2 separate regions of the Mus musculus genome follow, and region 1 is linked to region 2. Evidence: chromatin loops called from intact Hi-C (ENCODE). Cell type or tissue: heart. All regions are shown on one strand. Each heading gives the region's core, and the rest is flanking DNA. Links, peaks and the distances in the headings are about the cores only. Region 1 holds the start of Dok2 (docking protein 2). Region 2 has its middle 24 kb from the start of Gm30500.

Region 1 (11,325 bases), core at 1,508-9,507, 1.7 Mb after region 2:
GGCCTGCTTACCAAACTTGGCTCCCAAGCAGTCCCTCAGCTTTATACCCACTCCTCCTCAACTTCCTTCTTCATTACTCCCAGTTCCTCTTTCTGGCTTCAGGGCAGTAGTCCCAGGATCTGCACAGACCATACCAGTTGGCAAGTGGCACTAGCTGAGCCACCTGATGCTTTGTCCTAGCCAGCTGCTAGCTCCCTTGCCCCAAAGTGCTCACTGCTTGGTGCCAGTGGATGCTGTGATCATGAAAGGGGTGCTTCCCTGAGGCTGCCTAGCCTCCAATTTTGCTTCTAGCCTATGCAGCAGCTTGCCCGGCTGGTGGCACCATTCCTAGGCATAATAGATCATGTGAGCATCAGATTCAGCCACAGGAATCTGCCCTCCCCTGCTGAGTCCAAAATAGCCATATAAGGGGCAGTATGGCGGTTTCCTGCCCCTGGAACAGAGCCAGCAGAGCGTGGGACTCCTTGAGTATTGGTGGTTGTTGTGGGTGTAAGGCTTTCTTGTATAATGTACATGTTTTCATGGTTCCCCTATGAGGAATGTCCTCTCTGCCAAGGTTAATGCCTCTATGATAATCAGAGACAGCGTGAGCCTGGGAGGCAAGAATGTGTTCTAGGTCTCAGCAAATGGTAGAATACTGTGGCGTTCAAGACAGCTCCTACGGCTGTGGGAAAGAACATTGAAAACATGAGTTCAAAAATAGATCATTTCTCAACCATGCAAAATGTGAATTGTGTAAGGAGTGTCACAGATCTGAAGGAGTAGGGGCAGCTACACCACAAACCATCTTGCCAGAAAGACACAAAATCAGGTAGATTCCTGAGTTCAAGGTCAGCCTGGGACAGAGGGAATTTAGGCCCAGTCATGGTCCACATGGTAATTCCAGGACAGGTCTGTGCTTGCTGACTCTTCCTAAGAAGGCTGAGGTCAAGGGATGCTGATTCATGGGATAACCAAAAGGAAACCTGGGGGAATGACTGAATTGATAAGTTAAAAAAAAAAATAAACTGGGCTTTTGATCTCTAAGAGTTGAGCTATCCAGATAATTTTTAGAATAACAAAAGAGAACTGCTTAGAGAAGAAGAACATAGAGCATTTAGAAAGCTGTCTCGAGCAGAACTTAGGCTGCCAGCTTGGACCCACAGTTTGACTTCAAGTCATTCGTTTTGCAGGTCTCCAACACCCTTCTCTCTATCTCAAACATTCCTTCTCCAAGAACCCCTCTCCAAGCTGAGGCTGAGGAGTCCTCAGCACTCCCCCTCCTAGTGTGGAAAGGAAAGGCTGCAGGCAAAGCATTTCTGACCTCTCCTTGACCTCTCTTCCTCCTTTCTTCATTCTTTAGAACCATGTGTCCAGGCAAATCCTTCCACCTCTACCAAGCCCAAGTCTTCTCTGCAAAGACTGTGGGGAAGCTGCTTGCCTATGACCCAGTGACCCTATTACTAAGATAAGCATAATTTGACTGCTGGTTTGAGAGCCAAATGAGACTGTGGTAGACACCGGAGCTCAGCATGTGCCAAGCACTGTCCTGGGAGCTATGCTTTCATTCATCCCTTTTATCTTTGCCACAAACTTCAAAGAGGAGAAGTGTTACCATCTCCTTTTCCCCCAGCAAAAACTGATGCAGGTGCCAAAAACACAGCTGCCTTTGAGCAGAGGTAGAACTTGAACCCAGGGAGTCAAGCTGCAGCCTGTGTGCCCAGCCCACAACATTAAGCTGTCCCAAGCATGCTTGCTACAAAGATGGAAGTGTTGTGAACACTGCATACCACTGCCTTCACTCTACCATCCCTATCCACAGCCTGGAGATTGATGGACTCTGCTCTGTGCCGGGCAGTAGAGGACCAAAGCCAAGCAATGATGTACAGCCTCCTGCCAGGGGGAAGCCAGCCTAGCACCTAATTGGATCAGACCCCCCTCCCAGGATTCCTCTACCTCCTCCTCTCAGCTCGCTATCTCTCCAGCCCTGCCCTGCCTGAGGTTCTGCAGCTGCCCCAGTTGATTTTATAAATGGCCCTTGCAAGAGGTGGGCACCTTGGCTAATTGAATCAACGCCCAGAAGGCAAGAGGCAGGAGGCTGGTTAACATCAAGGCCGAAAAGTGGTGGCAGCAGCAGCCTGAGGAGAGTCCCCAGGGAGGGCTGAGTGAGCCAGAGAGGCTCAAACAATCAGATGCTGAAACCTTTCCAGATGCTGAAAGTCCAGGTGGAACCTCCTGGGGGGGGGGGGGGGGGGGGCTGGCATCCCCTTCTCTAAGCGTGGGGCAGGTTTACTCAGATTAGCTCACACACACACACACACACACACACACACACACACGCACGCACGCACGCACACGCGCACATGCACGTGCACACAGTTTATACACTCTGAAGAAAGTAGGAATAAAGAGAAATGGGAGAGTCAGAAAAGAATGGGAATGACACAGCATTCAGCAGTAGTGAATTTGGGTACATGCCTCCAAGCTGGGGACCTGAACCCTGAACTCCTATCTGCCCTGATGCCAATGCATGGCTGTGGCACACAATGACATCTCAGTCAATGACAAGCTGTATATAAAGTCTGTAAGATTAAAGCAGATGAAAAAAAAATACCTCCTGCCTGGCATGTTTATGGACCCTCTTCTATCTTGGATGTTTATATATACACAAATACCATTATGTTACCAATACATCCAGTATTTCACATATAACATAGCTCTACATGTTTGTATCCTAGGTGAAACAGGCTATGCCACACATCTATAATATATACATATTACAGATATATTGTGATTATATAGAACATATATAAATTATATATTACATGCATATATGTGTTATATTTATATAGCAAATAGTATAAATTATATTTACACACAGACATATATACAAACATACCATGTACCTTAGGTACGCAGTTATATATCACATAGGTATAAAAATTCAGTGGTGCAAGATAACCTACAGAATCAACTAGCCTGGGCCCCTAAGGGCCCACAGAGACTGAACCACTCTCCAGGGAGCCTGCATGGGACTGACCTAGGCCCTCTGCACATATGTTACACTAGTGCAGCTTGGTCTTCAAGTGGGACCCCTAACAGCCGGAGCAAGGGCTGTTTCTGACTCTGTGGCCTGCCTTTGGGACCCTTCCCTCCTACGGGGCTACCTTGTCTAGCCTCAATAGAGGAGGATGTGCCCAGTCTTACTGCAACTTGATATGCCAGGGTTGGTTGATGGGAGCCCCCCCCCCCCTTCTGAAAAGACAGAAGACAAGTAAATGGAGATTGGCAGGAAGGACTGGGAGGAGGGGAAGGAAGGGAAACTGTGGTCAGGATGTAAAGTGAAGAAATAATTAATAAGCCGGGCGTGGTGGCACACCTTTAATCTCAGCACTCGGGAGGCAGAGGCAGGTGGATTTCTGAGTTTGAGGCCAGTCTGGTCTACAGAGTGAGTTCCAGGACAGCCAGGGCTACACAGAGAAACCCTGTCTTGTAAAACCAAAAGAAGAGGAAGAGGAAGGAGGAGGAGGGAGGAGGGAGGAGGAGGGAGGAGGGAGGAAGGAGGAAGAAGAAGAAGAAGAAGAAGAAGAAGAAGAAGAAGAAGAAGAAGAAGAAGAAGAAGAAGAAGAAGAAGAGAAAAAGAAAAGAAATAATTAATAAAAGAATATTCAGTGGTGACAATGTGTAGTGACAAATTTCTCAGAACATGTCCATTCATTAGACAACCTATGACCTCAATTAAAAGATTAAGCCAGTCTATAATAGTCCTAGATACACCTAAGTTTCTCATAGTATCAACAGGTACTAAGCAGCTTGCCTAGAGCCAGAGACCCATTCTGGGTGGCAAGGTCTTTGTAAATCCTTTGCTCGGGCCCACAATGGCAGGTCTGTTTCCTTCCTTGCCTGTGCACTTTCCCCTGGCCGCCTGGGTGGCTCAGCGGCTCTTGAAGGAGGCCTTGCCTCAGTGTGTCTGTCTGTGGTGCTCTCAAGCGCTTCTCTCCCTGACCCATCAGTGACCGCCTCTGCTGCTCCCCACTGCTTGCTCCTTTGAGTTGGGGCTAGGGGCTGGGGAACCTTCCGGAATCCCAGCTTCTGAGAGAGAGGGACATACAAGTGGCAGTTGCTCTGTAGTATTACTGGATGAATGATGCACACACATCGCGGTGACACAGACACAGCTAAAGCTAGCTAAGAGGCATTCAGAGCTCCCTGCAGAATGGGGCACACCCACTGGCTCATTTCCTCCGAGGACACTAAAAACCTAGTCAGCATTTCCCCAACAGCCTTCTAAGGACTTTCATTGCCACTCCCAGCTTCCCCAAATGCTCTACTTCCGCAGCTACCAACCCCTCACCCCACTTTTCCCCAATCAAGCTGTCCACCACGTCCCCTGGTGAGATCACGTGATCTCAGAGTAGAGCAACCAGAAAGTTCTGTCTCTTGAAGGTGAAGGGCGCAAAGAGATAGGGATCGGCTCAGGATCCCATATTTTGAAAGCGTGTTCACATTTCCGGAGGGGAATCCCAAGGTTCGGAAGACTCCCGAAGCTGCCCCTCACCACCAGATCCTTCAGGTAGAGAAATTCGTCCCTCAGGACCAGGCACCCACCGCGCCTCGCAAGCTTAGTCCCTAGTTGCAGTTTCCACAGGCTGGCACTGCCCCCTGCTGGGCACATTCGGGATGAGTGCGTCAAGTGCCAAGTGAGGAATCAATAATGTGGCCTTCTTTGCTTTGAGACACAAAGCGTCTACCTGACTCCTGCCCCAATGCTCTTCCCCCATGTCCTGAGGAGCCTGGGCTCCTTGGAGAATTGGACCCGCAGATTGAATGCAAACCTTGGCACAGACAAAAGTGGCAGAGAACCTCTTACCTGCTCCAGCTTACGTACTCCGTTAATAACTGTCAAAAGCTACCATAAGACAAAACCTAGGAGGCCACACACCCGGGGTCTTGAAGGCATGGATCTGTGTGTCTGTTGCTCATTACTCTCCTGGATGCTAGAACCTTGTCTTGCACTAGAACCTCACTGTGACTGGACAGAATGCAGCCGCCGTCTTTCTGTTTGGTTGGTTGGTTGCTTGCTTGCTTTTTTGCTTCTTTGGTTTTTTAGTTTTTCGAGACAGGGTTTATGTATGCAGCCTTGACTGCCCTGGAACTCTGCTCTGTAGAACAGGCTGGTCTTGAACTGAGAGATATGCCTGTCTCCGGAGTACTGGGATTAAAGACTCACCCCCTGGCTACTGTAGCCATCGTAATTAACCTCAGCATGTGAGGATCCAAGCTCACTACCTGAAACTTAAGTGTCGCCTTGGAAACCTCTCTTCTTCGTCACCCAAGCTGCACAGGAGCTAACTCTGTAGCAGCTTTTGAATCCCAGGAACCCTTTCAGTGGCATCTCTACGCTATACCTCTCACCCCCAAGTCCAGCTTCCCAGAGCTGCTGTCCCTAAAGATTTATTCCTGTGGCATTCCTTACCCAAGAGCCTCAAACCTCCCTTCCTTCTCCCACTAACAATGAGCTTCCCACAACATACTCCGAATCTGCTGCTGCCGACACTACCCCTCCACCTACAGCAGGTTTCTGTGTTGCTAAGACCTCCCAATGTTCATGTCGTCCTAAGCCAAAGAGGCATGGGGCACACCTGACCTACCAAGAGATTGGAGGCCATTGCCAATGCCCCGATGCCGGCGCTGAGGAAAAGGAGCCCATCCATAGAGATCAGCTGATCAAAGTTCAGTGTTCAAAATGTGGTTTCTACTGGATGGATGTTTCCTGCTATCACTAAGTCAACATTCCAACTAAACAGTGATGGAGCAGCTCGCTCTGGGTCCAATTCCTTCCTGACTCCTTCTGTAGCTTTAGTATTGTTCCTTCCAAGATATCCTCTCTCTCTCTCTCTCTCTCTCTCTTTCTCTCTCTCTCCCTCTCCCTCTCCCTCTCCCTCTCCCTCTCCCTCTCCCTCTCTCCCCCCAGACCCCTTAAGTACCATCAAAGCCCTTCCCACCCTGAAAGGCCCACCTCAAACACCACCCTTTGCTATGAAGTCTTTCTTGGACATTAACTGCTTCTGAAGCACCTGGCCTTGGGCTGCCTATGTGGCACTTAACATTCCCTTCTCAAGGACAGCCATCTGTGCCTTGTCTCTCTCAGCTTTACACATATATGTAAGGAGGGGTGGGGTGGGAATCATGTCCTAGGAAAGGCTGGCCAGGACCACACAACCGGTAAGTCTTATTTCTAGTGCATAAAAGATACAATAAGTCACTCATTTCTTGGGACCCATGAGATGGTTCAGCAGGGAAAGATCGCCAAGACTGATGGGCTGAGCTCCATCCTGGAACCCATGGAGGATGGAGAGAACTGATTCCTGCAAGTTGTCCTGCATCCTCCATGTGGGAGCTGTGACAAGCCCTGCCTGCCCATACACGCAGAAGTAGATAAATGTAAAATCTATTAACTGCTAAGTCTTTCTCGAAATCCAGATTTGCCATCAAACCCTTCACGCATCCACTGCCATTTTTCTGTCCTTGCAAAAAGTAAAAAAGCAGATGTTTGAAGGTTTTTCATGCTTTGAATGGACCTCATGTTTCATATGTTAAAAACAAAATCTCCCAAGTTATATGCTCATGGATTTGGAAGCAGGGCTTTGGGATTGGACGATGAGGGCACTGTTTCTGTAGATGAATGAAGTGATTCAGGAAGCAGTGCATGATCCAGGGAACAGCCTTGCTTTCTCTCTATGCTTGCTGTCTTCTTGTCACATCATGTCCACTGTGGTATTATCATGCAAGAAGAAGGCTCTCACTGGATACCATAAACATTTTGTGTTTGTGGACTCCCCAGCCTGAAGATCCACAAGCTGAAAATAAAATCTTTTTTCTTCATAAACTACCTAGTCTGTGGCATTCAGTTATAGAAACAAAAGACAGATTAAAATAAAGATTTTCCTAGGGGGGGTGGGAGGGTCCCAGACCTCCTGGGGCCTCTGACCCTGTAGACAAATGCTGAGGACCCAGCAGAGGCCCAGGGAAGACATCCCAGCCAGTGGAAGAAGCACTCGGCAGGTCAGCCCCAGCATTCTCTCCCCTCACAGCATTACAGGCCACAGAAGAGTAGTTCGAAATTGGTTTAATGTATAGAAAACTCTGGGAGCTAGAGGGACAACAGCTACTCTCGCTGCTAACCAGAAGCCAGGGTTGTCCCAGGAACAAAACATCTATAGGCAGGAGGCCTGCCCACACCGAGGAGCCAGGACATCTGTGGAAACCCTTTGTCTCTTAAGAGAAATGGCCCCAGTTCCCTTTAGACCCAAGGCAGTGGGAGGAAGTGGAAAAGTGTAGGAGGAGGGTGGGTCCCTCCAGGGCCCTCTTTCTGCTCCAGGCTAGTGACTCACACAGTACACAAATAAGGCACACCGAGCCTGGGGCCCAGGAAGGGGCAGTAACCAAAAGGACTCTACCAGAAGCCACCATTTCCCCTCCACAGCTTCCGAAGACCTCCCTGGGAACCACATATCCCATCTTCTGGCCATCCCCTACTTTGGGCCTTTTTTAAGTATGACATTGTCATACTCAGTTGCCTGTGGCCAGTCAGGCACAGAGGAGTCTTGCTGGAGGGAGCTGGGACCCCCATCGGCAGTGGCCTGCTCCCTCCATGTCTCCCCTGAGGGCCTCTGTGTCCTGTCATAGAGGGACAGGGCAGCCACACCCTCAGGCTCATCATATATATGGTCAGGTAGAGGGGCCCCAGGATCCTCCTGAATGCTGTCATACAGTGGGTCGGGAAGGTGTGGAGGGGGGCCCGTCAGGAGGCCCCTGAAGCTCTTCCTCAGGGAGTGAGCCACCGTATCAAAGGGTACGGCATACTCCCCCTCAGGGGCCCCTGGCCTCATGCCAGGCACCAGTGTGCCAGGGGATGGAGAAGGCAGAGAGTCGTGGGGCCGGGAATAGGGGCTTTCAGGTCGAGGCAGCACAGTGGGCATCATGGGCCCTGTGGCTGGCAGGGATGGAGGCCCGGAAGGGGTGGCATTCTTCTGGACAGCAATGACCTTTTCTAAGGCTTGGAAGATCTCATTGCCGTGTCGTGTTTCGAACTCAAAGTTGCCCTCTCCAGAGAGACAGCGTCTGCCAGCCTCAAAGGAAAAAGTTGCCTACAGTGAGGGGGGAAAAGAGGGAAAGAACTGTTCTTCCCTGGACTCCACCCACATGGAAAAGTGCTGACCCTGGCACCAGAAACTTCTCTTGGAGCTCTTGGAGCTCTTGCCCCTCTGCCTCTGCATTTTGTTTGTTGGGGTTGGTTGTTTACTTGGGAAAAGGCTCTCACCATGTAGCCCAGGCAGGCCTTCAACTCTGTCTCCTGCCTCAGCCCCCTCAGTGCTGACATTATAGCTGTGTGCCACCACATCTGGCAAGAACACGCTCCTCCCCATCCCTTCTCCACATCATCTCTCCTCACCTAGGCCTCTTGGCTTTCACTCCTTCCCCTCCCACCTCTGCTGTCTCTCTAGATGACCTTCCTCCTCGATCCACTCTCTCTTTATTGGCTCTCTGCCCCTCCCTCGTTGTTCTCCTTAGGTAACTCATCTTTGGTCTCAGCCCTTCACTCACTCACCTTGTCACGCCCAAAGCGTCGAAGAAACCTGTAGGGCCAGTCATATAGCTGTGTGCCTGGCTCAGGGCCACCCCACAGCTCCAGGGCACTCACCCCGGTCCGGAGAGTATAGGACCCTCGGAGCCGGCAGCGCTCACTGGCTTCTGTGGGTCGTATGGTCACCATATATTCCTTGCAGAGCCCTGGAGAGGAGAAGAAAGAGAGGCAGCTTCAGGAAACAGTGGGCTCCTTCTCCACCAACCCATCCTTAGTAAGCATGCCAGAAATTCTTGAGAAAACCCTGTTCGTGTTATCTGTGATCCCACCACAGATCTTAATGCCTAGGCTGCTGACCCCACCTCCTCCCCTGGAAGGCATTCTTCAGGCCCTCGGCCATACCACCCCAACCCTGTGCCCACATCCTTCCTGCCACTGCTGCCAGAGCCACAGCTTGGTTTTCTCCACACCATCCATCACTCCCCAAGACCCTGATGCTAAGCCCCAGGTGAAGCCTGCCCCTGCGACTCCCATAGCCAGTGCCCCTTCCCGTGGGTGGAGTGTAAACGGAAGAGTTTCTCTCCCACACCTCCGTGATGAGCCTAGAAAGCACAAAGAAAGCCAGAACTGGGCCTCCCTTATCAGCACCGCATTTCCCTATTCACAGGACGCCCTGCACTGCCAAACAGACACGAAGCAATTCTCTCCTCCCACAATCACTTCACGCCCCACAAAGAGAGAGTCAAACCGAGACCCTCAGCCTCAGTCAGGGCAGGCTGAGCCAAGGCAGACACTGGGGTAGGCCGGGTTCCAACGACCTTGAGCCACACCAAGAAGCCAGGAAGAGACGCTGATAAGCTGGGCCCAGGGTAACCACAAGGCAGGAAGACCACAAGCCAGCCCATGCCTCCTCCCTCCCGCACCATAGGCCCCTCAGCCCCAACTCTCACCTGTGGTGGAGCTGCTATACAACTCGTTCTCCTCCATGCAGGGACTGCCGCTCTTTTCCTCCAGTCCTGGTGACCCTTTCCTCTGTCCCTGAGGAGGCAGGTCCCGGGTCTTAGCACCAGAACCCACCCCAAGGCTCTCTGACATTCGCTTTCAGTGCACACCCAGCCAGCTGGTTCTGGGTGCACTTCAAACTGGGCTCCCTTAAGGAAGAACTCCCCTAAAAAAGAGTTTTGGTTCTTCTACCACCTGTCCACAGGAAGTATCTAAGTAACATCGCCCTCCCCTGGTGGCCGCCCTCCCCTGGGCCACTTTGTACCCCTCACCGGGAAAGCCAACAGGCAGATGGCCTGTATCCAGTCACTGCGCTCTGCCGAGGGGGCTGCCAGTAGGTACAGGCGCTCCTTGGTCTCCAGGATGAAGGCACTGGTGTCCCGGGGGCTGCTGGCCTCACTGCCTACCTCTGCTACCCGTAAGCAGTCACTGAGGCGGACAACCTTCCGAGTGGCCTCTCCTCGCCGTGTCTTCTCGGGGACATCCTGGAGCTCTAGTCTGGCTAGGGCACAGCCAGACTCTCCATATAACACGGCTGCGAACCGGCGCCACTTCTGAGCCCAGGTATGCCACGTAGAGGCCAAGTGGGAACCATCGGAGATGGAGAGATGGTCATGAAAGGGGAGAAGAGGAACTGTGGGAGAGGTAGAGGGGCTGGGGCAGCCACACAGGATGGGGAGAATGGCAAACATCACAGCCAGTCAGAGAGGCCCGAGAAGACAACAGAGACCATGGAATGACAGAGCTGACCAAGATCCGCAGGCTAGCCAAAGGCCACAGTAAATGTCCAATGGATGCAGAGTCCAGGAAGATGACAGGCCCATCAGCCAGGTAGTGGGAACAAAAGTCACTGAGCCCAGAGATGAACAGTGAGGGGAGAGTAGCCTAGACCAGGGACAAGTCTTCATTTCATAGGAAGGTTCTGGCTCCAAAATTTCCCACCTCCTCTCCTTTTTTGTCTCACTGATTAAGGAGTTGGACCATGAGAGACAAACAAAGAAACAGAGACCTAGACAGGGTGAGGTGGGTGTTGGGGTAAGCACAGCTGGGTAACAGCAGGAGGCAGAAGAGCTTCCCCTTCAAAGAGGCTAGGGAAGGAAGAGGTTGGAACACCCTGGGGCCACAGCTCAGTAGCAGTCAAAGGTGAGAGGGACCTCTGCTGTCATCCCAAACTGACTGGCCCCCAACTCTTCCTTCCGTACCCGCCCAAGGTACCCCCAAATTCAATACTGAGCAAGGGAACAAAAAGAGAGAGAGATAATGTCAGAATCTGCTTCCTCCCCCACAAGCAAGGACAAACAGCCCTCAGCAAAGAGCGATCCAGAGCCTGGTTTAGAAGGCAAGGCACGTTGAGAAGGCAGACATCTTCCCCAAGTAGTGTTCTTGTCTAAACTGGTGGAGCACATGGTCTCATAAGGGTCAGGGATATTAAGACACCCTTCTACCCGGGATAGTAACAGGGCCCTCCCCCAAGCTGCTCCGCCCAGCGAGAGCCCAGCCTTACTCTTACCTTGCCAAAGGTCTGCTGCTGCTGAAGATGCAGGAAGCCCTGCTTCACAGCTGGCTCCTCCATCCTGACCATCGCAGCTTCAGCTCCCCACTGCCATTGCCTCTGCCCTCTCTCTTCTCTCTTCTGGGCCTGTTCCCCCTTCTCTCTAGTTCATTTCCTCTCTGACTAGAGTTTTTCTACACTATTCTAGTCTGCTTGATGACGACAGGCTGATAGGCCCTGTGGTTTCTTGCTCTGTGTGCGCCTT
Region 2 (11,325 bases), core at 1,283-9,282:
AGAAGCACCTGAAAAAATGTTCAACATCCTTAATCATCAGGGAAATGCAAATCAAAACAACCCTGAGATTCCACCTCACACCAGTCAGAATGTCTAAGATCAAAAATTCAGGTGACAGCAGATGCTGGCGAGGATGTGGAGAAAGAGGAACACTCCTCCATTGTTGGTGGGATTGCAGGCTTGTACAACCACTCTAGAAATCCATCTGGCGGATCCTCAGAAAATTGGACATAGTACTACCGGAGGATCCAGCAATACCTCTCCTGGGCATATATCCAGAAGATGCCCCAACTGGTAAGAAGGACACATGCTCCACTATGTTCATAGCAGCCTTATTTATAATAGCCAGAAGCTGGAAAGAACCCAGATGCCCCTCACCAGAGGAATGGATACAGAAAATGTGGTACATCTACACAATGGAATACTACTCAGCTATTAAAAAGAATGAATTTATGAAATTCCTAGGCAAATGGATGGACCTGGAGGGCATCATCCTGAGTGAGGTAACACATTCACAAAGGAACTCACACAATATGTACTCACTGATAAGTGGATATTAGCCCAAAACCTAGGATACCCAAGATATAAGATACAATTTCCTAAACACATGAAACTCAAGAAAAATGAAGACTGAAGTGTGGACACTATGCCCCTCCTTAGAAGTGGGAACAAAACACCCTTGGAAGGAGTTACAGAGACAAAGTTTGGAGCTGAGATGAAAGGATGGACCATGTAGAGACTGCCTTATCCAGGGATCCACCCCATAATCAGCATCCAAACGCTGACACCATTGCATACACTAGCAAGATTTTATCGAAAGGACCCAGATGTAGCTGTCTCTTGTGAGACTATGCCGGGGCCTAGCAAACACAGAAGTGGATGCCCACAGTCAGCTAATGGATGGATCACAGGGCTCCCAATGGAGGAGCTAGAGAAAGTACCCAAGGAGCTAAAGGGATCTGCAACCCTATAGGTGGATCAACATTATGAACTAACCAGTACCCCGGAGCTCTTGACTCTAGCTGCATATGTATCAAAAGATGGCCTAGTCGGCCATCACTGGAAAGAGAGGCCCATTGGACACACAAACTTTATATGCCCCAGTACAGGGGAACGCCAGGGCCAAAAAGGGGGAGTGGGTGGGTAGGGGAGTGGGGGTGGGTGGGTATGGGGGACTTTTGGTATAGCATTGGAAATGTAAATGAGCTAAATACCTAATAAAAAATGGAAAGAAAAAAAAAGAAAAGAAAAAATAGAAAGAAGAGAAGAGAAGAGAAGAGAAGAGAAGAGAAGAGAAAAGAAAAGAAAAGAAAAGAAAAGAAAAGAAAAGAAAAGAAAAGAAGAGAAACCTCAAATAACTAGCCAGTACACTGGGGCATATCTTCAACATAAACTCGTGTTCTCAGAAAGGACATTATTTTTTAAATTTTTATGGTTTTTTTTATGTTTTTTTTTTTATATCAAATCATTGGATTGGGTTCTTGTGGCTGAGCCATTTTATTTCAAAGCCAGGAAATCCTTTTTGTTTAAAACTAAACATTATTCAGTTCATTTCTCTCCACTCATAATTTTTCACAGGCAAAGACAGAAGTTCGGGTAACACACTCTCTTCCCAGACACACAGAGTTACTTTTTCAACATTCCATGTCCAGATAAGCAAGAATTTTACTGTCTTTCCACCCTGTGACCACTCGTTCTCCTCCAGTTCCCAAGACATCTTGATCCCTGGCTTTCATCCAATCACCAACAGTCTTAATGTGCCTGCAGCCTGCACTGGTGGGTCCCCTTGGCCTGGGGTTGGCAGGCTACACCACAATACCACTGCTCTTTTTTAAATGGTCATCTAAAAGTTTTGGGGAAAAAAAATCATGATTTTATTTTATGGGTATGAATGTTTTGCCTGCATGCACTTCTGTGAGCCATGTGTGTGTGTCCAGTGCCTGAGAAAGGAAGCCACTGGACAAGTTGCATGACCTCTTACCTCTGAGGATCCTAAATGCACCTCCACCTTGCTTCATTGGGTGACATCGCCACTGCAGCCCGGCAAGTTTTATTGGAAATCATTTTCCAACACAAAGGGAGGAACTGGAAAGAAGTTGCCGTCTCATATAATCTTCCAGAAAACCACTGTTGTGATGTATTTGTGAAAATCCTTTCCAGTTTGCTGTGTAGTTAACAAGTTATTCCAAAGCATTTTAATTTTCAGGTTTGGAAACTTTCCTGAACTCCTGTTTGTACTGGTGTTGTTGTTGTTGTTGTTGTTGTTGTTGTTGTTTTGTCTTTCTTAGATGACTTTCTACTCAAAGGACACAGTAAGATTAATGTTTTCAAATTTTTCTATGACTCAAAATGTGGTACGTGTTGGCAAATGTTCCACATGAAACGTTGTGAATATCAGTTAGTTCAAGACTTTGTCAGTGAGTTCTGCATTCCTCTGAATTTGTGTGTCTAGCGTTCAGTCAACCATTCTTCTGTTGAATGTTTCGAGGTTTTTGCCTGCACTTTGACTTTGACTTAGACTTTGAACCTAAGTAATTTTATGTCTTTCTTTTATCACTCCCTCTGGCTTCTCCTCTAATTGCTTCATCTGGGACACCCAATACTATGCTAAGTAGAACTGCCAAGAGCAAGCGTCCTCTGTCCTCTGTCACAGAGGAAATGACATAGTCTCACCACTGAACTCAATGTCAGCTATGAACATTTTATGCGTTGCATTTATTGAGGCTGTTCCCTCCATTCCTGGTCTACTGAGTATTTGTAGTTGAATGTAATTAATGATGATCATTTAACTTTGGCATTAAGGTAATGCTAGCCTCTTCTTCAGTTTTGGGATATTTCACAGGGAGGGGTCCATATTAACAAGATAAGGATACTCAAATTCTAAATTTTGGTGAGGATGCATTTAAATCATGGCACATACCCTCCTGATTATTACAGCTTTATACTACAATTTTAAAACTCCAACTGTGTTGATATTTCAACTATCCTCTATTACAATATGTTGATTTTTCATTTCCCTTTTTTAACTAGCTCGTTGATATGTTCATGTAATGTGTTTGACCATGCTCACCCCTCCCTCAACACCTTCCAACCTTCCAGCTCAACCCTTTCTCTGTCTACCCAACTTTATGTCCTCTTCTCTCTCTCTCTCTCTCTCTCTCTCTCTCTCTCTCTCTCTCTCTCTCTCTCTCTCAAAACCCAAGTCTAGTTTTGTGTTGTCCATATATTCTAGGATGTGTGGCCTTCCACAGAGTATGATCAACTTACCAGTTTCAACACTCTTTTTTTGGGGGGTGGGGGTGTCGAGACAGGGTTTCTCTGTATAGCCCTGGCTGTCCTGGAACTCACTTTGTAGACCAGGCTGGCCTCGAACTCAGAAACCCGCCTGCCTCTGCCTCCCGAGTGCTGGGATTAAAGGAATGCGCCACCACGCCCAGCCAGTGTCAACACTCTTAAAGAAGCTGATTCTCCACCAGTCCACAGCTATCAGTTGCCAATAGCTCTTCAGCTAGAGATGGGACATGTGCCCATCTCCTCTCTCAGTGGAGAGAATCCATCTGGCTTGAGCTTGCACAGGCCTTACACATGCTGTCAGAATCACTGAGTTTATATGTGCGGCTGCCCTGCTGTGTCCACTTGTAGTGGACAAGAACACTTGTAGTCGACATCTGCCTCTGACTCTTAGACTCTTCCATCCCTTGTTCTGCAATGACCCCTGAGCCTTGGGGTGAGGGGTGTGATAATAGATGTCCCATTTCAGACTGAGAATTCCAGTCTTTTATTCTCCGAATCTTGACCAGGTGTGGGTCTCTTTCAATTGCCATCTATTGAAAATAGAACCTTTGGCCATTAAAAAACTATTTATTTTATGTGTATAGTTATTTTGACTGCATGTACTTTAATGCACCACATACATGCCTAGTGCCATTGGAGGTTTGAAGAGTGCTAAATCCTTGGCACTGGAGTTGCACATGGTTATAAGCCACAGTAAGCATTTTGGGAATTGAACCTGGGTCCCCTAGAAGAGCAGGCAGTGTTTAACCCCAAGAGTCTTTAACCCCAAGAGTCTTTTACTACTCCTCAAATACTTTATAGTTCAGTTTAGGGTTTTGTTTTGTTTTATATTCACAGAAGAATCTAACAAGATAGTTATTAGAGTACCAGCAAATACTGTTAAGTTAGTATTCTAACTAATTTTATATTTAATGGAATTGTAAGTTAGTAAAATCAGAGAAAGCAATTAGAAAGCTGTGCATTTTATAATTTTTTTGATAGAAGAAAACCTATGATTTTTATGAAACTGTAGGTCACTAGGGATAGGAGGGGCTTCCCTCCCATATTCACGAGCACTCCGTAAGTGGTGTTAAGATGTGGCTCAGAGGTACGGCTTTCCTACTCTATCTAGTTAGACACCTGAAAGTGAATAACATAGATGACACAGTGACGAAAGTGAAGGCAGACACATGTGACAAGCTGTGTCACTACCACCTTTCTATTAACTAATTAAAGAGTTAGGAAGGTTTGCCTGAGCTCACACTATGATTTTAAAGTAATTGTAAACAATGGATATTTTAATTTTTGCAGCAGGGTTTTGCATAGCGCAGCTTGGTCTTCGTGTTGATATTTATGGCAAGGACGACCTATAATTTCTGATCCTCCTGCCTCAACCTCCCAAACGCTGCATCCCACATTGCTTCCTTTTCAGAGTGGAGTTATCTTCCTTTTCACTGAAATTGTCTTCATTGGCAAAACTCTATAGAAGTGGGTGAGTTGTTTCACACACTGCGGAATCTTCCATTCCCCTCATAATAGAACTGTTTCTTTGTCACGTTCTGATCCACAGTCTCCTGTCTTCACTAAGCCCCAGCTCCTCTCACTCACCCAGAATTCCTAATTGAGGTAGCATGCAGCCGGGGGCCTTGCCAGATGATGGCAGTAGAAGACCATGCAAGCACACAGGAGAACCAGGGTCAGGGCACAGAATGTGTGTTTCAGTTCGGAGAGGCTCTGATAGATAGCCAAAAAAATACTCAAAAGGAACACCTTTTTAGGAAGGGGATGCTTGCTCCGTAGGCCTAAAAAGCTTGATACTATCTAAGAATTCTCTGAGGAAGTTGATTTTCAAAAGAGATTTAAGGATCTCTTCAAACAAAGACAAAATAGAAAACCTATTGGCTCTAGATTAGCATACGCGTGGGACAGTCTTTGCTTCTAGAACCAGGTAAAGGTAAACCCAGCTACTGACTTCAAATAATAGCTTCTATATAAAGCTCATTGCGTTTTCATGTTTTGGACAGTTTCTACTTCCTTAATACACTCAGTGAGAATTCAGAAAACAGAAGAATTTAGAAGCATTGTACTGGCGTCGCAGCCAATCCAGGGTTTAGCTGCGATTTTAAGAAAGACAGACCGGGCATTCAAAAGGAGACTTTATTCCTATGTCCCTTCCCTGTGTTGGTCCCTCTTTCTTTGGTTGCTCCTGCCTTCTAAAGTACAGCCATACTAGTGAGCTCCATTTAAGTTCACGGGGTAACCTTATGGAGAGAGAGCTTGCTGCAGTGGAGAACACAGATTCTGTGCAGTTCACTTTTCAGTTCTGACTTCAGCCCCAGTACTTAAGTCCCGGGCATGCTTCGTATTTCTTTGAAAGGTTGCTAATAGTATGTGCGAGCATAAAAATATACAAATACGATTATAGTAATGAAATCAGCATTATGGAATTTTTCTGGTCAATAATATATTATACATATTTGTTAACTATTATATTGCCCATGGGTATTTAAAGTCCACAAAAACAAACAAACAGCAACAAAAATTTAAAGAATTTTTTTTCTCATGAATGAAATACAAATTAAATAGGAATGGGGACACACAAACTAATGGGTTCTTTTATTTAATTTCCTCGCTGGTGATCAGGGCTTCAGAGCAAGGATACAATAGTTCTAGTCTTGAGGACAGGAAAGGCATCTGCCATTCCTTCTTTAGGCTGGAACTGAGTGTGTTCAGGAACCTTCTCAGCCTCTGCCACCTTCTCAGCCTCCGCCATACAGTCCACTGCCTGAAATGTCACCATGGCAGTTTGCAGTACTTAAAGCTTTAGGATGGGGTCCCCAATGAAAACAGGGAGGTGCTCAGAAGAATGTGTGGGTACGAAGAGGAATGTGAAGACACCACTTGAAGACAGCCCCTAGGAGATGCATGTCCAAGTCCTGGTCTCCCATTACCCACCAGTTAGCAGCAGAGGGGTCACTGGCAGGTCCCAGATATTCTCCGCCTCCTCCCCCCCATTCCCCCCCCCCCCACACATCATTCTGTGTTTACTGCTTTGGGCAATACACAGATAAGCATATGCAAATTGATAATAAAGTGACCAAATTGTCTTAAAACGCAACCACAGACACATTGAATGCTTCGTAACTACCGTTTTGAAGGAGGGGTTGCGTTTTTCCTGGTAATGCTATATTTTTTGTTTTGTTGTGTTCGGGCCGACTGGGAATAGCAGGGGAACTGGGGTAAGGGCGGGAGGAGACTGTTCTGATCTTTGTTCTGACCTGCTTTGTAGCCTTGGGACAGAGCGTACTTTCAGACTTCTGCTTTGCTGTTCACTGTAAAGAGAGTTTGAGACATAGGAACAGAGTTCACCCTGCAGGGAGACAGCCCCTTGCCCAGCATTAACCAGTCCATGCAGTCAGCTCCCACATACATTCACACATTCGGATCATTATGAAAACTCACAAAATTATCTGTGTGTTTTTAGTGAACGTCTCAACAAGGACATAGGAAAGTTTCAGAGCTTTCACAAAAACTCTGAGAAACCATCACAGCTTTTCTGTTATTAATCCATTCTCTGTTTCCAAAAAATTAATCTTGACAGTGCCCAAGGTTTTTTTGTCTGCAAGATTAATGCCAGTGAAATGGCTCAGCAATTAAAGGCCTTGCTGTGTAGGCTTAGAGACCTGAGCTCAATGCCCAGAACCCACTAAGGATGGAAGGAGAGAACAGGATCAACTCCACAAACCTGTACTCTGACCTTCTCACGTGTGCAGTGGCATGCACAACCGTATACCAGTCATTTGAGCATAAGCATGCACACACATTACACATTACACATACATTCATACACACACACACACACACACACACACACACACACACATACACAAAACAAAGAAACAAACAAACAAGCACCTCAAAAGGGGCCAGTGAATTCTTCCTGCCTCAGTATATTAACACTTCTACTGTTGTATTTTGTAAAAAAGAAAAGGAAGACAGAGATATGTTTGGTAGAGCGAGGTATGGTGCAGTGTGGTAGGAGTGCCTCTGTGGGCCCATGTTGAGGCATCCCTTCCCCCTCCCCCCACAGGTGAAGTGGTCAAGCTCAGGGCATTTGGAAAATTCCACCAAGACCCCAGAGCATAAAGACCCCTTCCTTCCTGAAAGGGAGAGAAGGTCAATGATAGGCAGCCTTCCCATCCTGGATTATATTCCTCAGGAAAACTGCAGGGCACACTGACCATTGGCCACCTGCAGACAAAGGGCATCCTTGCCACCTCATTTCCTAAGGACCAGTCAGTTTAAAAGTCACACTGTTCTGCCAATCACATTGTGCCTAGTTGCTGACACTCTATTCTGACCCAGGAAATGGCATAAAAACTCACTGAAAAGGCCACCTGGGGTCATCGCCTCTCCTTCAGCTGCAAGATAACCCCAATGCATTGGAACAATAAATTCCTCTTGCTTTTGCCTCAATCCCTGGTTCCACGTTGTTCACTCTGGGGTCCTCAGTAAGCTAAGACTCATTAGAGTCTTACACAGGTACTAGCCACACGATGTATAGCATGGAGTTTAGGGAGCATAGGGAGGGGGGTTGATTAGGGAGTAGAAACAGAGAAAGGCAGAGAGAGAGAGAGAGAGAGAGAGAGAGAGAGAGAGAGAGAGAGAGAGAGGAGTGGAGGCCAGCCATGAACACATGGAGAGAGATGGGGAAGGGGAATGGGGAGAGAAGAGACAGAAGAAGAGAGAGAGGAAGAATGGAGAGGGTAAGAGGGTAAGAGGGTAAAAGGGTAAGAGAGAGAGGAGGAGGCAAGCAGCTCCTTTTCTACTGAGTGAGGAGTACCTGGCTATTGCCAGGTAACTGTGGGGGTGAAGCCTAGAAGGAATGACAATGTCTACCACTTAAAGCAAGGCTGCAGTTTGAAGTGATCTGCTTAGTGGATTTGAAATAACAGGTCAGTCTAAAAGTTTTATTATTCCAAACTTTAATGAAAACAACTCTGTAATATGCTTATAATACTTCAATTTAGTAAGGGTAGTATGATGGGAACCTTCAGCTGTTGTGAATTGTAGTTGCCTGTCAACAAAAAAATAAGCCATTCTGCTGAAATTACATTAGTGAATAATTTGTGGAATTTTGAAATGATTGGATGATGTTAAGTATTCAGAGTTAGTATAAGCATTATGAAAAATAGTGTGAACGTTACTTTTTAAAACGATGCATGGTCTAGTAACACATTTGAATATTTGTCTGAAAGCAATGAAATTAGTATATAAAAAAGGATGTCTGAACTAGCTTGTCAGTTGTCCTCATCTACTTGTTTGGGTCTTTGTTCAGAACCATGTAGAAAACACCAGCTGAATAAGATGAGAAGATACTAGGAAGTTTAGTCATGTTTTCAAGGGCTGAGAAAACAATCTCCATAGTTTCTAGGTGGGGCTGGGGGTGTGAAGATAAAGCAAAGACACTGTCAAATACACTCTGGTCCTTGGCCTCTATGTAGCACCTCACCATCATCATTCTGAAGGGCTCACATTTCCCAGGCACTCACTGTCCCTGTCACCACTGACATAAAACCTTTGGACAACAGTTTGAGAACACTGAAACATGATTGTGGTGGTTGGAATAGGAATGGCTCCCAAAGAATGCTTGGAACATAGGGAGTGGCACTATTAGGAGGTGTGGCCTTGTTGGAGTGGGTGTGGCCTTGATGGAGGAAGTGTAGGATTTGAGGTCTCCTATGCTCAAGGTAGGCCCAGTGTGGCTCACAGTCTCCTGCTGCCTGCAGATGAGGGTGTAGAACTCCCAGCCCCTTCTCCAGTATCATGTCTGCCTAAATGTCAACATGGTTACCATCATGATGATAATGAACTGTAAACCAGCTCCAATTAAATGTTGTCTTTTGTAAGAGTTGCCTTGGTCATGGTGTCTCTTCACAGCAGTAAAACCCTAAGACAATGACTTTACCCTAAGACAAAGAATATTCAGTAGATACCTCTTCTGTATATCTAAAGAACAACGTAAAATGTGTTGAGTGATATGACCTTTTGGCTATTTAATTTCATAGAGTATTTTTAAAGGGGACCTAACCAATTCCTCTGGTGATGATGGGGGCTTCAGAAGTGGTTCAGTCCTTCCTCTACAGATTTCCATGATGTTTGACTAAGTATAAATCACTCCACTGTTTTGCGACTCACATTACTTACACATAAAACAAGTAGTACCAACCTCTGGGAGCTGATGAGACTACAAGGTGTAAGACTTTTTTAAAAAGATTCTTAAGCATGCTATAAATGTGACCAATAATCTTGGCTCAAGAGATATGGTTGTCCCACAAAATAATTGCTCCCATGTTCTTAGAGAGTTAATTTTATGTTGAAATTATTCTGTGTTAAGATAAAAACTAATAGTATGAGGAAATGCACAGTTTAGAGATAGATGCTGGTGCATGTTATACTAGTGTGTGTGTGTGTGTGTGTGTGTGTATAAACATAGAAGAACTTGTGTGTACAGTAAGTAGAGAGGCAAATATGATTGCATTCCCCCACGAGCAGCAATGCCTGGGATGATTTATTTTCTTAACTCTTTCTCTGAGAACATGGGAATTTAAGAATCCACACCCTACATTAGACTCATGTTTCATCCCTAAAGACCCCACTGGTTTTGACAGTCAAAGTCAGAACTGTAACTGACCTCCTCAATTCAGTAGTGAATATAAAGAATATTTGGCTAATACGTGCCTGGTTTTCATGTAATTATTTGTAACTTTTAGAGATAAATGTAGCAAGAACAAGTAAGTTTTAAGTACACAACATTTCTGTAGCAATCAAGAATTTGACTTCTCTCTCTCTCCAGGGAGAAATTTAAAATAATATACTTTAACAAACTCTTCTGTTTCCTTTCCCTCCCTGGCCCACCAAACCTTTTGCATAGCTTGCTGAAGGACCAACACAAAGCAGAGGGAACTTGATGCTTGCTGGGTACCACCATGACTTAAAAGCTATCTTCAGCACACGCACTGTGATCAGAGAAGAAACTATTATTCACTGTGTTTACTCTACAGCCAATTATAGCAGCAGCAAATACTGAAAGTGCTTTGTAAACATCCTGGAAGACTGGGCCGACTTGTTAACCTACATGACAATGCAATTAAAATATACCCCTTCCTCCCTCCCCAGACAATTTACAACAAAACAGACTCACTGAATTACCAACATTATTAAAATGTACTCAAACAGTCAACTATGCCAAAGAGAGGCATTTAAGAGAAAGGAGCTGTCACATCTAGGGTTATATTATTATTATTATTAACTTATTGTCATACTTCTCTCATATTTCTTACTAAGAATTCTGATATTCTCAAATTAAAAGAAGCACATATCTTACCCATCTCACTCTGAACTATGCTGTAGATAGTGCTTAGGAGGAAGCTCAGGAAGCTTCCTAGGAACCTACTTTGTCCACATCCCTCCCTGGTCAGGAGGTCCTTACCATTCTCTTAGACTCATAAACTCATCTCTGTGTATGAAGTACTCAAAGTCCTTAAAACATTTTGATAAAGGCTCTTCTCTTTTGTGTTCTGGGGCAATATTTGATCCTGTGGAATTCTATGGAAGCAGTCCTATGTAAGTGAGGGCCTTTGAAACCCTGGGGTTTTAGTCTATCCCGAGGACTCTGGAGTTCAGCTCTACTTCAGGTAAGGATGACAAGCAATGACAGCATTTGTGTGTTTTGGGGAAGGCTACCAAACTGTACCTTCCTTGGGTGTTGGTGGCCTTGCTCTTTGGGGACAGAAGCATCAGCTTCATCAAGTTCTATCCTCTGCTGGAAAATGGCATTCTAAACCCAGTCCCCATCTTAACAAGCCAGGTTTCTGCATTCTGTTTTGCTCATAATGGATACCGGCATTATGTCTCGTGTGTGTATTTAAGATACCAGGGCAGAGAAGCAGTTTATAAATGTGGGGTCTGCCATTTTGTATCTGAAACTTCTCCTGAAATTTTTAGTTTATGTTATGAATATTTCTGAAAGAATTACTGATATATATATAT

Evidence for each region. A loop is a pair of places that touch in the nucleus more often than their neighbours do. Peaks named below come from ENCODE experiments on the same cell type or tissue, not always from the same donor. Only the 100,000 strongest peaks of a DNase experiment are listed, where the experiment ranks them.
Region 1: it touches region 2 in a loop (9-fold over the local background); 9 of 42 quality-filtered maps call a loop at or near these places.

What each region holds. Positions count from the first base shown.
Region 1 is chr14:70,774,263-70,785,587 of GRCm38, reverse strand. It overlaps Dok2 (docking protein 2), which reads right to left and starts at 11,207. Exons shown (of 5, transcript NM_010071.2): 1 at 11,079-11,207; 2 at 9,841-10,122; 3 at 9,517-9,604; 4 at 8,591-8,772; 5 at 7,094-8,129. The coding sequence starts at 11,150. The coding sequence ends at 7,515. In heart, for the core only: a CTCF peak has its summit at 4,649 (motif pointing left); DNase peaks (open chromatin) are centred at 4,217, 4,597, 7,317, 8,657 and 1 weaker place; H3K4me3 peaks cover 1,110 bases; H3K27ac peaks cover 2,554 bases; H3K27me3 peaks cover 549 bases.
Region 2 is chr14:72,510,183-72,521,507 of GRCm38, reverse strand. No RefSeq gene overlaps it. Among named protein-coding and RNA genes, the nearest start is that of Gm30500, 24 kb to the right of the region's middle. In heart, for the core only: a CTCF peak has its summit at 4,927 (motif pointing right); no DNase peak of the experiment used is centred there.